Regions from separate parts of the Homo sapiens genome. Here region 1 is linked to region 2. A link is an interaction called in ENCODE POLR2A ChIA-PET data of the cell type or tissue named here. Cell type or tissue: GM12878. All regions are shown on one strand. Region 1 overlaps CBLB (Cbl proto-oncogene B). Region 2 overlaps CBLB (Cbl proto-oncogene B).

Region 1 (2,500 bases), 120 kb after region 2:
TATTTGGTCTGCATTTTTATACACAATGGAAGTAGTAGTGATTAAGAGGAACAGTGGACAAATCAGTAAGTGATAATTAGCACAGTTCACAGTCTTAGAATTTAAACCTGAGCCAGGGGATTGGCTCTATGTTTGTTTGTTATTATTGTTTTACCCCAACAGCTCCCTTTATCACCTATCACATGTAGAAAAAGATAAATGGCCTGGGTGATTTGAGCTGGGGATTAGAACTGTGGAAGAAAGCCCAGAAAAGGGTGGAGGAAATGGCTGATAAGGAGTCAATTTAGGGGATAATATGAACTGGTGGGCTAAAGATGAATTCCCACATTCAGGTCCCAGCTATAGAGGCATTTGAATTACCTGGTGATTACCTGTACAGGGGAAAAGTCTGTTACTCTAGAATTTAGTCTTTTAAAATGCAAAAATAAAAATAAAAAATGCAGCTATTACAAAAAGACAGCATTGTCTTTTAAAGGAGAAATAATTTTGGTCTACATTGAATTGATGTACTTTGTTTTTTTTTATTTTCAGAAGGATAAAAAAGAGCAGACTTTTTATTCTTTAAAGTGAGCTGATAAATTTTGATGTCCTGAATTTTTAATATCTCATCCAATAAATTAATTATGGACTGGATTGTGCAACATTGTGCTAGATTTCCTTTTTTTCCGTAGACTTTCAAATAGGAAGGAAAAAACACAATTTGTGATGACTCAAATAAATTAAAAGTGACCTTCTATATGAACATTACCTACTAAAAATGTTTACAAATCTTCATAGTGTTTGAATTTTACCAGCAATGAAAGTTAAGGCAAAGCTTCAGTACACTAACTGCATAATTGTTTTTAAAAATAGTAAAAGGTTCAGCAAAGAATAATGCATTACTATCAAAAGAGCATTGTTAAATTATCTACTCTTAGGTAGGAATTTTACTCTAATTTAGGAGAACTCAGGAAAATGAGGTTTGGTGAGTTTAGTACATATAATCAATAAAGATGAAAGATATTTTTTTTCTTCACATACTCTCCATAAAATCCTTCTAACTAAGCCAACTTACAGATACTGTGTAGCTTCTAAATGAATTAATTCTTCAAAAGGACAGTACATAATCACCTTCAGAACACAGTATGAATTGCGCTAAGCAAGATATGCTTCCAATTACATTCACAAAGCTTCAGAGAGCCTGCTCGTCTGGAAGTATCTAAAAGTTCAAGGTTATTACTTTGCCACACACATTGGTTTGGATGTCTGTTCTGAGGATTTTCATTATACTCTTTCAGTATCCAACAGGCTCTTCAACACATCTGAAATCAAATTTACCCCATTTAAACATGCTAGAAATTTACTAACTGCTTAAATATTAGTAATTAATCCAATCTAGGGTGAAAGTCAAGTCCTAATACTGATAATGGGCTGTTAGCTCTATCACAATTCTGTGTCTTGTTTCAGTTAATGAGAGAAGTAGGAAAATATTTGCAGAAAAAAAGTGCTTGGAGGAGCACAGGTCTCATTCAGCAGTCTTTGCAGTGTGTACATCTAGCCCTGAAAAGTGTTTTTGCAAGTAACTAAAGAACTGTGCATTCTTTCTATATATAAAAAAATATATTGTTTGGGCTAGAAACAGTATTGATAGCTTTGCTTCTTGATTCTTCTTTGTAAAGGAGAGTAGCCATATCAACAAAGCATTTTTTTCAGGTAATAGCTTTTCTAGTTCTCAGAGAATATAATTTATCCTAATAGGAATGGTGGAGAATTAGATGTCCTGTGACAATTGCTGATCTACAGTGTCAAGATGCTGTGATGCAAATAGCTTTACATGAGGAATTTTTTCTGATCTATGATGATTTTGGGATTAGTTTTGCTCCAGAAGGTTCAAATTTATGGAACATGTGAGGCCCTGTGACTTTCTGGGTAGAACTATTCTTTTGTTAAGAATCACTGGCTGTACTCAAGTCAGTTTGTGACTATAGAGATTCTTTATTTTCTCCTTCAGTGACAATTGAATTTTTTTGACTTACCATAACCGAGCTAAAAGAAATGAAAAAGAATCATTAATTTTTAAAAAAGAAATGTTTCTAAAAATTGTAATGTAAAATTATGTTGAATTTTGTTGAATGATTTTGTTATTCGGCACCAACAGAGACAAAGACTTTGCAGTTTAGTAATGTCATGACAATATTCAGGCATATCGGAGGTATAGTCTTCTGTTTAGCTACTCAGATTTATTTATTTTATTATTTTTTTAGAGACAGGGTCTTGCTCTGTTGCCCAGGCTGGAGTGCAGTGGTACGATTATAGCTTACTGTAGAGTCAAACTCCTGGGCTCAAGGAATCCTCCTACCTTAGCCTCTTGAGTCGTGGGACTGGAGGCGTGTATCACCACACCATTCTAATTTAAAAAAAATAAAAAATTAGTAAAGAGGAGGTCTTGCCATGTTGCCCAGGCTAGTCTCAAACTCCTGGCTTCAAGCAGTCCTCCTGCCTTGGCCTCCCAAAGTGCTGG
Region 2 (2,500 bases):
AGTGGACATTAAAATTTCAAAATTGCTATAACAGAGGTGCTGTTGGGGTAGTTTCTTAGTTGTATATGGGTCGTATATTGTATATGGGAATCTTTTTATGGTACACATCTGTTTTCATCAAATAGGTGAGTAGTATTCGGGCATTACCTTATACCTTCTTTAAAGAATTTTCATCCATTGCTTTAATAATTATATTATGCCAGCTCTATTTAATATAATTAAATTTTTTTTTAAAATTTCCTGTTGTATCAACCTGAAACTACTTTGACTAGCATTTTGGCTGCAACCTTCTTTTCTTAACTGTTCAGTATCCCTCTGTGTATTTTTATTTGGTTCCCTTAATTGGAAATAATTTAAAAAACATAATGTGTGACTTTCTTGCTTACTCTTGAATAACATTTAAACTTCAGCCTCACTTGTCTAATTTCAGTTCTGAGGTATGTTCTACTTGTTGCCTCCTCAAATTGCTTTGCCTTCCTGAAAAGTTTTTCTTTTGATTCTACATATTTTCAGGGGAGGGATAAAGATCTAAGCATAAATATCACCTCCTTAGATGGGTCTTTTTTGACCATCCTATCAAATAGGTTGTCACAGTTAGTATTGTGAATATTTTCTGATGATTTATTTTCTCCCCCAACAAATTTTAACTGTCTTTCAAAGTATAATTGAAGTTCTCATTCTTGAAGCATTTTCTGAATAATCAAGTGCTAGAACTTGAGCATTTTTTAGCTTTTACTTTTTGTCAGAACATTGTAGTTGGTGGTGTAGAGACAGTTCTATCTTGATGCTTCAGGTTCTCATTTCTACTTGAGGGAAGCTCACAATTTTCAGGAATCACGGAGGATGGCATTTGAGCCCGCCTGGCGGTCTGAGCCCACCTGGAGATCCCCATCCTTTCAATGGGGAAATGTATTTGAGCTATTCCCCAAGCTAATGCTCAGGTAGGAGATACAGGCAGGAAAAGATGTCATGGAAGATATTTTAAAGGAATGGGAGTATACGCCTAGCTTAGAATACAATATGTGAAAGCATATTGTATTGTGGTTCTTTGGTGCTGGATATCTCAGGAGTGGAGGAATTGAAGGATTGTGTTTTCATTTTTACACTTTTTCTCTTCTGCTCTTCTGATTTTTCAACCATGAACATGGTTATGTGTATGGTCTGGTTTGGGGGAAGTATATATCAGAAAAAATAAAACAAGAAAGGAAGTTACTCTGGTTACCATGCAATTTCGTATTTAAATGACAAGGTTTTGCATTTTGGATATTTCATGTCAGCCGTGTCTCCTCAGCTAAGTTCTAGTCACTTAGAAGTTTGGTGTCACTGAATTATAATTTTGGTGCTTCCCATGTTTTATATTTACACTAGACTACATGCTATATGGACAATGTGCAATCAGTTAATATCTGAATGAATGAATTGACCAACTTTTGAGAACAGAGTTTGACATAAATTTGGTGGTTTTTGGTTCATTGTGCTTTAATTGAAGGAGAAGTAGACATTGTACTTCACATTAGGCTACTCTTTAGATAAGCTTTCCATTACATGGCATGTGTCTTACTTTCTTACTTGATAATGGCTCTGTTTCTGAAATTATATAAACAGATTTTTACTGTTTTTAAACTTTACAACTTAATATTAGACTGTAAATTATTTACTTATTTATTGGAAACAAACTTTTAGATACAGAAATTGGTCTTTTAAGACAACAACAAAAAATACCTAGTTTTTAATCTGGCTCCTGTCTTTCATGACTAAGTCTGACTGATCTTTCTTGTTATATGATGCTTTATAAGATTGATTCTGTATCCGGGTTACCAACGCTTCCTGTAACAGAAGAAAAACATTCAGATCCTTATAGTGCTGAGTCAGGGGAAATTATTACATACAACAAAGGAAAAGTCTTTGATAGGAAATATTGCTTCTGGTAGGAAATTAAGTACAGAGTACAAGGATCTAAATGTCTGTCATATAAACAATGGGCAATCTTATTAGGCAATTTTGGACACCTATTACGTGGCTTTATTTATTTATTAATAGTAGGCTTTTCTCATCATGGTTCATGGGGATTTGTAAGGTAACGATACCCTGGACAGCCTTCCAAGATGTTTTGATGTTGGCAGCAATGCATTACTGGGGCAGGGGCAGGGGAGGAGGTAGAAAGTGTGATAACTCTGCATCACTCCTTCTTCTTTGTTCTCATTTATAACACCTAAGGCATTGGAATTCCCCAGAGTAAGAATTCTAGTGAAAAGGGAAGCAAATAAAATACATCTGACAGTTGGGATCCTTGGGTTTATACATGTGCTGACTAATTACATATGAAATGAGATATCCCCTTAAATTAAAACTATTTGAAGATACCACTTCAAATATATGTAATAGATGATTTACACTTCTTATCATGGCTTTCAATAGCAAGAATTTCTCTTGCAGTAGGATAATTAACTAGAAATATAAAGAAATGTTTCAAAAGTATAATAATGTAGAAGAAAAATAG

The links. Peaks named below come from ENCODE experiments on the same cell type or tissue, not always from the same donor. Only the 100,000 strongest peaks of a DNase experiment are listed, where the experiment ranks them.
Region 1: POLR2A ChIA-PET joins it to region 2 with 5 read pairs; 3 of 35 experiments call an interaction of 5 or more read pairs at or near these places.

What each region holds. Positions count from the first base shown.
Region 1 is chr3:105,705,884-105,708,383 of GRCh38, reverse strand. The region is part of intron 10 of CBLB (Cbl proto-oncogene B); the gene reads left to right. Among named protein-coding and RNA genes, the nearest start is that of CBLB, 160 kb to the left of the region's middle. In GM12878, no CTCF peak of the experiment used is centred here; no DNase peak of the experiment used is centred here.
Region 2 is chr3:105,829,760-105,832,259 of GRCh38, reverse strand. The region is part of intron 3 of CBLB (Cbl proto-oncogene B); the gene reads left to right. Among named protein-coding and RNA genes, the nearest start is that of CBLB, 38 kb to the left of the region's middle. In GM12878, no CTCF peak of the experiment used is centred here; no DNase peak of the experiment used is centred here; H3K27ac peaks cover 987 bases.